2 separate regions of the Homo sapiens genome follow, and region 1 is linked to region 2. A link is a loop called in an ENCODE intact Hi-C map of the cell type or tissue named here. Cell type or tissue: GM12878. All regions are shown on one strand. Links, peaks and the distances in the headings refer to the core of each region. The heading gives the core; the rest is flanking DNA.

The links. Peaks named below come from ENCODE experiments on the same cell type or tissue, not always from the same donor. Only the 100,000 strongest peaks of a DNase experiment are listed, where the experiment ranks them.
Region 1: a loop joins it to region 2, with 3 times the contacts of the local background. A loop is called at or near these places in 53 of 110 quality-filtered maps.

Annotation. Positions count from the first base shown.
Region 1 is chr14:101,768,973-101,774,348 of GRCh38, reverse strand. The region is part of intron 2 of PPP2R5C (protein phosphatase 2 regulatory subunit B'gamma); the gene reads right to left. Among named protein-coding and RNA genes, the nearest start is that of PPP2R5C, 10 kb to the right of the region's middle. In GM12878, for the core only: a CTCF peak has its summit at 3,220; a DNase peak (open chromatin) is centred at 3,197.
Region 2 is chr14:101,958,471-101,963,846 of GRCh38, reverse strand. No RefSeq gene overlaps it. Among named protein-coding and RNA genes, the nearest start is that of DYNC1H1, 3.4 kb to the left of the region's middle. RefSeq lists an enhancer at 2,404-2,463 and a silencer at 2,386-2,562. In GM12878, for the core only: CTCF peaks have their summits at 2,571 (motif pointing left) and 3,491; a DNase peak (open chromatin) is centred at 2,566.

The DNA.
Region 1 (5,376 bases), core at 252-5,251, 190 kb after region 2:
GAAACCAGTCTGTCTAGGAAAAACTAAGGCTGCTAATGTAGGAGCTGGCACCTCAAAGCAAATTCTCTGCAGTTTAGTCTCTAGGGGCCAAAAGTCACAAGAGCCAGCTCCCAGCCAAGGCCTCTAAAGCAAGTGGTCAGATGACAAGCCCACCCACAGCCAGCTGTGCCAGTGCCTCATCTTTGCCTGTGTGAACAAAGAAACCCTTCATCTGAGAAGCAAAGTCTTCCAGTTGGTCTCCTTGTTCAGCTCTTGCCCCTCGTTCCCACATAGCAGCTAGGAAGATCCTCTTACTTCCCTACTCAAAACACCCCAGTGGCTTCCCATGACCCTCAGAATAAAAACTCAAAGCCCAACCAGACTCAGTGGTTCATGTCTGTAATCCCAGCACTTCGGAAGGCCGAGGTAGGAGGATCGCTTGAGGCCAGGAGTTTCAGACTAGCCTGGCTGACACAGTGAGACCCCTTCTCTACAAAAAAATCCAAATATCAGCTGAGCATGGTGGTGTGCACCTGTATCTCAGCCACTTGGGAGGCTGAGGAGGGAGGATTGCTTGAGCCCAGTAGTTCAAGGCTGCAGTGAGCTAGGACTGCACCACTGCACTCCAGCCTGGGCAACAGAGTGAGACCCTGTCTCTAAAAACAAAACCCCAAAACAACTCCCCCTCCCTGCCAAAATCCCAAAACCCTGTCTAGGCAGGCTGTTTATAAGATCTTACCCTACCTTGTCTGTGCTCGGCTCCCTACCTCCATCCCTCCTGCTCTGCCTACCCTCACTTTTCCTTAGTCAACTGAACACCTGGCAGTGGACACGGCAAACTCACTTCCTCCATGGGGCCTTTGCACTAGCTGCTGCCTCTGGCTGAATGAATATCTTGCCCTAGATCTTTGCACTGTGGCCTCCTTCTTGACATTCACATTTCACTTTTCATGTCATCTGCTTGGTGAGACCATCCTTGACCACCTGAAGCAGCCTCCCAATCTCCAGCAGAGGGGCTGCCAGAGGGTCCTGTCCACCAGTGGTGTGTGGAGCTATGTGAGTGGTTTTGGTTGTCATCATGGTATTGAGATCCCCAGGGCCATTGCTCTGCAAAGGTGAGACGCTCTCACGCCCAATGTCACTAGTGCCCCGCAGAAAACACCTGCAGCTCCACACTCCACTTCTGTGCCCTCACTGGAGGCAAACTCCACGAGTGCAGGAACTCTGCACCCGCAATGGTGCTCAGCACATGCCAGGTCTCAGAATGAACCTGCTGGATGACTGAGAATGAAGGAATCCCCTGGAGGGAAGCCGCAATGTCAGAGAAATCGGCCAAGATAAACAGGAACATGATACCGAGAGAGGGTATGATCCCTCCAGGGGACAGAAGGGGGACCTGACTCCAGAGCCCAGCCTCTGCCACATTGCACAGCTTCCGTGTTCTGGACAGTGGCCCCATTCATAATCAGCAGGACAAAGTGGCTGTGCTCTGTGAAGCAGGTCTGAGAATGGGAGGAAGGTGAAGGGAGAACCTTGATTTCCGTATTACTTTATTTTTTACTTATTTATTTTTTGAGGCGGAGTTGCATTCTGTCACCCAGGCTGGAGTGCAGTGGCGCAATCTTGGCTCACTGCAACCTCTGCCTCCTGGGTTTCAGGGATTCTCCTGCCTCAGCCTCCTGAATAGCTGGGACTGCAGGTGCATGCCACCACACTCGGCTTTTAAAAAAAATTTTTAATAGAGATGCGGTTTCACCATTTTGGCCAGGCTGGTCTCGAACTCCTGATCTTAGGTGATCCACCCGACTCGGCCTCCCAAAGTGCCAGGATTACAGGCGTGAGCCACTGCACCCAGCCGCATTACTTTATTTTTTAACCCAAAATAAATTTTGTGTTTTGAACCCAAAATAAATAAATAAATAAGAGAAAATGTCTATAAAGAAAGACTAGGAGGACAAAAGGTCGTGACTGCTCTTGGGTCTGTCCAAGTCCCGCTCCTATGGGCAATGGAGTCTTTCTCGTGTGGGTATCAGGTGTAGGCCAACCACAGACCAAGCAGTAGACAGGGCCTCCCTCTCGTCTCACCATGCATTCCCTCTTCTTCTTGCCCTCCTCTTTCCTTAATTTTATCTACTTCCTTCTCTTTTGCCAATATAAGTCTTCTCTTCCTTTAAATTTAACCTTAAATTTGATATTTCATATTAAGAAGATTGATAGGTAACAAAATAAGTTCAATTAAATTAAATACACTCCCATAAGAATTATTTTGGAAAATACTGGTAGGGTCTGAAGTAGCTCTGTCCAGCAGAACTTTCTGTGAAGCTGCAAATGTTCCACATCTGCTGGTCAACAGAGTAGCTGCTGGCCACATGTGGCTACTGAGCACTTGAAATGTGGCCCGTGCAACTGAGGGACTGAATTATTTACATAATTTTAATTTTCATTAATTTAAATTTAAATTTAAAATAGCCATATGCAGCAAACAACAAACATCTTGGCCAGGGCAGGTCTAACCCCTTCAGAGCCCCTTAGTAATTTGATATTACCACCGGGCCATGCCAGCCCTTGGTCAGAGCTAACACCTGCAGGCTGCAGGGTATCTGAAATTAATCTCTTGGGGGCCATTTTTGTGTTGTTGTTGAGATGGAGTCTCACTCTGTCACCCAGGCTGGAGTGCAGTGGTGTGATCTCAGCTCACTGCAACCTCTGCCGCCCAGGTTTTCAAGCAATTCTTATGCCTCAGCCTCCCGAGTAGCTGGGATTACAGATGCCTGCCACCAAGCCCAGCTAATTTTTGTAGTTTTAGTAGAGATAGGGTTTCACCATCTTGGCCAGGCTGGTCTTGACTCCTGACCTCATGATCCACCCGCCTGGGCCTCCCAAAGTGCTGGGATTACAGGCATGAGCCACCGTGCCCAGCTGCTCAATCTTATATTAAGGAAATATATACAAGATAGTGTGGTGGCACACACCTGTAATCCCAGCTACTTGGGAGGCTGAGGCAGGAGAATAGCTTGAACCCAGGAGGCGGAGGTTGTGGTGAGCCAAGATCGCACCACTGCACTCCAGCCTGGGCGACAGGGTGAGACTCTGTCTCAAAAAAATACACACACACACACACACACACACACACACACACACACACACGAGATGAAGAAAAAGCCAAATGCCCTTAATAAAGCATTTTTTTCCCCTTCTGGAGAGCTTAATTTCTAGGCTTGTTCTCTCACTCCCCCAGGTGGAGAACATGAAGATGACAACGCTGTTTGGATTTGGGAAGCAGCACTTCCTTCACTGCAGGAGCACTGGAGAGTCTCTGCTTAAAACAACATACTGATAGGAACGTGTGAGGTGATTAGAGAGGACACTGTGCTAAACCAGACACCGCTGTGCCCTGCCCTTTGGCAGGTACCCAGTGTTTAAGGAAACACTGGAGACCCATCTTCGAATTGAAATATTCCAGATGAATCTTCCCTGTGATTTAGGAAAACATCACCGCATTTCATGTTGGTGGCAGACTGACTCACTCAGCTCCGCTAAGGATGCAGGTGGAAACCTTTCCACCATCACATGGCAGGGCTATAAGTTGCCATTCACCCTGCTGTTGCTTTAATGTAGGAACTTTGAGCTTCTTTCTTGAACTGGAAAATTTTAGATTTCATATCATTTGCTTGATGAGCTCTTTCTAGAATTGCATATACCGTAGCGAAGCTTTTACTGAAGAGGGAGAGGAATGCTGATCTTATCTATTGGCTTTAACCATGATACACACCCTAGGGTCCAATGTGCTTTCTGGAACTCCATAATTTTATGGTAAGCCCGTGTCTCCCTAGACGCTTTAAAGCATCTGATTTTCTCACCCAAAGCTCCAGGTGGCTCTTTACATGAAATGGGTTCCATCTTGTCCCATCCACTCAAGGACAATAAGATCTAACTGAGTGGGGGCCAAGTTACTCCCAAGTACACTGGATGTCCAGAAGCAACAGGTGCTACACTTCAAAAATGATGGAAACAGCCACTACTTCAGTTCCTAACAGGTCTTTATCTCCTCAATCCTCAACACAGTGCTCGCACAGAACAAGACATGCTCAAAACAAACCCTATCTTATAAAACATATTAAATATATATGTAGCTATGCTCTACTGAGAAACATTCCCAAAATAAATTAAGAAACACAAAGCATAAAAGATCACAGAGAAACCTTTACAGTCACTGCCACATAATGACATTTCAGATAACAACAGACTGCACAAATGATGGTGGTGCCTTAGATTGTAACACCATATTTTTATGGTATCTTTTCTATGTTTAGATATACAAATTCTTGCCATTGTGTTACAGGTGCCTACAGGGTTCAGTTAAATGACATGCTGTACAGGTGTGTAGCCTGGAGTGACAGGCTATTCCATATGCCCTAGGTGTGTAGCAGACTACCACCTAGGTTTGTGTTAAGCACATGCCATCATGTTTACAAAACAACAACATTGCCTAACAACACAGCTCTCAGAACGTACCCCCTCATTAAGTGATGCATAACTGTATTTAAATGGAAATCTTATTTTGAAGTGCTTTAATTAAAATAAGATCTTATGAGGCTATACTTTTTACCACTGACCTTTTAACCAAGATCTTATGAGACTACACTTTTTTCCACTGAATATGTAAAAGAAAACTAAGAAAAAAACCAAAATACTCTACTTTTTAAAATTTTCCCAAGACATTAGAAAAAAACCTAAGTACCATAATCTTCTGCTTTAGTATACTGTTATTTATTTAAAATGAATTACACTGAATAAAAATTCTACATTAGAGTTCCCTTATTGGATCAAAAAAGTGATAAATAAGCCTCTTAATAAACAAGTTTTTTATTGTTGTTGCTAATTTACAGTATCAGAAAAATCAGCAACCTAACTGACTTCAAGGTCTCCTTTTCAGTACTTTTAAAACCCACCAACTCAATACTTCTTGACTCTAGGCCCTAATATATATGGCAAGATCAAAGAAGACTCGAGCTCAACTGATGCCTTCAAGGACTGCATCTAGCTAGGAAGGCAAGTCACAGGGGAACGAAGGTCATCTAACACAGTGTACATGACACAGAACTGCATACAGCCAGCCGCTGGTCTAGTAAGTAATTGCTATAAGCATTTAAAATATGGAAGACACACAGTCCAAGATGGTGAGAAACAGCTTCGCTGAAGTTTCTGGATAGATGAGCTTGAGTTGGAGCTAAAAAGATGAAAGGGGCTGGGCACAGTGGCTCACGCCTGTAATCCCAGCACTTTGGGAGGCCGAGGCAGGTGGATCATGAGGTCAGGAGACCGAGACCATCCTGGCTAACACAGTGAAACCCTGTCTCTACTAAAAATACAAAAAATGAGCCGGGCGTGGTGGCG
Region 2 (5,376 bases), core at 53-5,052:
CTGTGAGGACCAAGAGGGAGACCTACTGAGAACAGCTACCTCCAGCAATGGCTCTCCTCCAGCCCCCTAGAGCTGGCACTGTCATTCTGTGGGCCTCAGTATCTGGGTCCGTACAAGGCAGGGGCTGGGTTGCCTGCCCACCAAGTTTCCCCCTAGTTCGGACCCACCACGACCTCCTCCCCTACACCATGACTACATAAGAGCCAGAATCCAGGCTGCCCAGCTGGGTGCGGTGGCTCACACCTGTAATCCTAGCATTTTGAGAGGCTGAGATGGGAGGATTGCTTGAGGCCAGAAGTTCCAAGACCAGCCTGGTCAACCTAGCGAGACCCTATATCTATGTGTATTTAAAAATTAAGAATTTTGTAAAATAATAAAAATAATAGAATCCAGGCTGCCCATCTTTGTAGTTTAGAGATGGTAGGTTCTTCTAAGGGGTAGTAATTGGCCTTTGAAAGTTCACATTCATAACTTCTTTCTTAAGTTGGGTGGAGAGAGGGAAGCCAATGGCGTTTTTTTTTTTTTTGGTTTTTTTGTTTTTTTTAAACATCAAAGTGCACTGTCAGAGTGCCGAGTCCTGATTGGTGGAATGATGATGGTATGATTTGATTCTCCCAAATCATCTTTGAAAAACTGTGAAACATACAATAAGCTTATTCCTTGCCTAATTACCGGTTGCTGGGTCCCAGGGGGTTGCTGGAACACGGAGACTAATCAGATGATTCTTGTCTTTAAGGAGCATGTGGAAGAGGGGACAGATGAATACCCCATCTTCCTGCTCTCCATCAGTCCGCCCTGGTGTGATGTGCCTAAGCAGTTCCGAGTAATCTTCCTGGAAAAAATAAATAGGCAACTGCGATGAGTTTGTGCAAGGATCCTAATGGTAATGAATAATAATAACACACCACTGACAGCGAACGCTGAGTGTTCACTGCGTGCTAGGCACCATGCAGAGGGTTTCCCCTCACATGTACTTTAGGGGTAGAAAGAGGGACAAAGAGGAAAGTCTATTAGGTGCAGATCTGTGAACTCTGAATAGGCCATCCACCATCTGAGACTCAGAAACCTGCAGGGACCTGGCCGATGGGCAGGCTGCATGCTGGCTGCACCATGAGTCAGCACCAGACTGGGAGACGCAGCCACTCAGGGATCCAAGGGACTCAAACATCTGCAACCTGGCCCCAGGCCAAGAGAACAAACTGCAGGCTCCGGATTTGCGGCCCTGTAGGATAGGCTCAAAATGAAACATGTTTGTTATTTCTAAGTGGATGGGAACTGAAAGAACCCGAACAATCAGTGTACAAGGATTCATGAATGGACCAAACATGCTTGCTTTTTGTTCTTGAAAGATGTTTGTTGTATTTAATATATAACGAGAAGAGTGGTCAACGCTGACTGGGTGCTGAGCACTTTAAGTGCATTACCTGGGTGGCTGGCTGGGCTGTGCCAGGGTTGAAGGGTGTGGGGAGCTTCTTTCAAGGTGCCCCTTCTGCCTCCTGGCACAGGACTCTGGCTCCAGCACACCCCAAGCTGACCCTGGTGGGGGTAGGGCCCCTCACCCAAACCTGGCCTCTCCCGTCTCTTGTTCTGCTGCCTCAGCTTTCTCCTGTCTGTGGTAGAGTCTGCTTGGACAGACTCTGGGCAGGGCAGGGGGCAGGGCAAGCTGGAGAGAGAATTCGTTCTAGGTTGATGTGGGATGATAGTGGCTGGTAGGGCGCTTGTATCCTATTGGAAATCCATGATGAGATCCCATTCATTCCCACCCTTCTCTTAACAATGTCTCCTTAAGTCCAAGTCTCAAGTCGGGTGCCCAGTTTCATACCATCCTTCCTCTCCCTCTCACAACCTTCGGGCAGGACCAACCCCCTCAGAGGAACCCCTGCTGCCCCAGCCCTTTCAGGCTCTGTGCCCAGGATCTCCCCTCCACTCCCTGGAAATTCCACATTTGGCCAGGTGTGGTGGTGCACACCCTTGTTCCCAGCTACTCAAAAGGTTGAGGTGGAGGTCGAGGCTGCAGTGAGCTGTGATCTCACTACTGCACTCCAGCCTGTGCAAGAGAGTGAGACCCCGTCTCTAAATAATAATAATAATAATAATAATAATAATAATAATAAATTTAAAGAAAAAGAATTTCCATCTTGGGCTCATTCGTTCATTCATTCATCCCCACTTGTGAGAGCAGGGAGGTCTAAGCTTCTCGGGATTCTCAGCACCAGCGGGGCCTGGACCAAAGCGTGCACTTGGTTGGTGGGTGTGAAACTAATGCCTTACCCCGAGGAAGGGGCGCTGGCGGTGGCCGTGGGGACACGGGGTGCACTGTGGATCAAGACCTTCCTGGCCACATCTCTGGGGCTGTCAGGGTGCTGCTGGAGGGCAAGGCTGGGACTTCACAGGTTCGCAGGGCTGCAGGACGCTTTCTGAGGAAGCTCATTCCAGGATCCACCCCCTTTCTGTCTTGATTCCTTGTCAAATGAGCCTCAGGGTGAGGCTTGAACCAGATCTGGTTCCTGGAGGCTTCGACCCCAGCAGGTTGGAGTTTGAAGCGCGTGGTGAGAACGGAACGGTCTCTTGGCGCCGTCTAGTGGCAGCAAAGGATGTGTCGCATGGAATTTTCTTCTGCTTGTAGGGGACCCACCTCCCCAGCCTGCTGCCCATCCATCCTGGTGACAGCAGGCTCACCTGCCCAAGGTCACCTGGCTTGCTTGTCCAGGGTCACAGAACAAGTAATGACAATGAAAATGCCAGCATGCACCCCACTGCCCATGGGGAAGATGTTAGTGAATCTTGTCTCTACCTGGGCAGACAATTCCCACCTGGCTCTCCTGACCCCTGGATTAACCCAGGCTGCCTGCAGACCCTCAAAACCTCTGACACCGCCCTGGCCCTTCCCTCTGGTAGTGTGTGGCCCCTTCTCTTACCAAAGGCTGTCGGTGTCCCCAGCCAGGACCACTACTCCCTGGGTGTGCTGCCTCCATCTCCTCTCAGGGTTATCACCTCTGAAATTCTCCCCTCGCTCCCAGATGTTCTCTCTCTCTCCTAGATTTTTTCCACCGATGTCTGAGCTATTCTATCCCTTCTTTAAAGGAAAAGAAGGAAGCCCTACCGTAGCCCACTGCCAGCACCTCTCCACTGCTTTGCTGCCCTTTCCAGCAAAACTCCTTGAGAATAAGCATATGTGGGCACTGCCTTTCCCACCCCATCCCCACATTCATGGGCAGGCACTCTTGGCAAGGTCACCAGTGACTTCCGCGTGGCCAAATCCAGTGACTAGTTCTCAGTCCTCATCTTGCTTGACCCGTGGACACACTGATGCAGCCGGCACTCCCTCCTTCTCTGAACACCACCTTCACCTGGCTTTTGGTGGCCGCACTCTCCAGATCCTCCTCGTCACCAAGGTTCCTTCTCAGTCTCCTCTGCTGGATCCTGCTCTTCGCGACCTCTGAAGGTTGGAGGGGCCCAAGGCTTGGCCCTCAGGCTGGTTTGTGTTCTATCAGCACGCCCTCTCCAGCGCCCTCTAGCCTTGGATTTTCTTTTTTCTTTCTTTCTTTTCTTTCTTTTTTTTTTTTTTGAGATGGAGTTTCGCTCTTGTTGCCCAGGCTGGAGTGCAATGGCTCGATCTCCGCTCATCGCAACCTCTGCCTCCCGAGTTCAAGCGATTCTCCTGCCTCAGCCTCCCAAGTAGCTGGAATTATAGGCATGTGCCACCACACGTGGCTAATTTTGTATTTTTAGTAGAAACGGGGTTTCTCCATGTTGGTCAGGCTGGTCTCGAGCTCCCGACCTCAGGTGATCCGCCCGCCTCAGTCTCCCAAAGTGCTGGGATAACAGGTGTGAGCCACCGCACCCGGCCCTTTTCTTTTTTTTTTTTTGAGACAGGATCTCACTCTGTCAACCTAGCTGGAGTGCAGTGGCACAATCGTGGCTCACTGCAGCCTCGACCTCCCTCCCAGCCTCAAATAATCCTCCCACCTCAGCCTCCTGAGTAGCTGGGACTACAGGCACATGCCACCACACCTAGGTAATTTTTGTTTGCTTGTTATTTTTTGTAGAGATGAGGTTTTGCCAAGTTTCTCAGTCTGGTCTCAAATTCCTGGGCTCAAGGAGCCTCCTGCCTCAGCCTCCCAGAGTTCTGGGATTACAGGCATGAGCCACTATCCCCACCCAAGCCTTCCTTGGATTTTCAATACAGCCATGCCTTGAATCCCAACCTTAGAAGGCGGTGTTCTGCTGTTGTTGGGTGGAATGTTCTAAGAAATGTCAATTAGGCCATGTTGGTTGACAGTGTTCAAGTGTTCTTATCTTTATTGGCTGAGCATGGTGGCTCATGCCAGTAGCCCCAGCACTTTGGGAGGCTGAGGCAGGAGGATTGCTTCAGACTAGGAGTTTGAGGTTGCAGTGAGTTATGATTGCACCACTGCACTCCAGTCTGGGTGACAGAGACCCTGTCTCTATTTTTTAAAAAAATACTAAAATAAATATTCATTTAGTACATTCTAACTTAAAACATTAGAAACGCTGAGAATTTTTTTTTTTTTTTTTTTGAGACAGGGCCTCACTCTGTCACCCAGGCTGGAGTGCAGTGGCACAATCTCGGCTCACTGCAACCTCCGCCTCCCAGGTTCAAGCGATTCTCCTGCCTCAGCCCCCTGAGTAGCTGGGATTACAGATGCATGCCACCATGCCTGGCTAATTTTTTTTTTTTTTTGTATTTTTAGTAGAGACGGGGTTTTGCCGTGTTGGCCAAGCTGGTCTCGAACTCCTGACCTCAAGTGATCTGCCTGCCTTGGCCTCCTAAAGTGCTGGGATTACAGGCAAGAGCCACCACGCCCGGCCTGGGCTGAGCATCTTCTTCCAGGCCCTGGTGAGTTGCCACGCTGCTTTCTAGTTGGAGTAGCTTCCAACATTTTATCCTTTGCACTTCCAGAGTTTCAAAATATCTCCCAGAGTTCCTTTCATGTGAGATTTTTTTGCTGGTATCACACCCCCTAGGATATCATCATCCTTCTCATCTCAACTGTTTCCTTATTTCTGTGGACAGGCTGCCCTCACTCAACCCCTCTAGCTGCACTGCTGGAGCCCCTCGTTGGTGGCAGCATCCATGTTCTCTCCTGCAACTGTTTCCTCTATGACCTCACTTATATTTGATTGGAATGTCCTCTCCAGGGCTATCACATTTTATTTCTTTATCACACATTCACCTCTGTGGGCCAGTGATGTAATTGACCATGGATCATGACGTGCTTCTGTCATTTATGATGCAGTGATTTGTGGACTGAAGAGCTGGCAGCAAAGCTTGTACTTTATTCAATTACTCACAGGTAATTTACGATGGTAACTGGTACTTGAACCGTGTGGCTGGGAAACTGGTGTTATTGA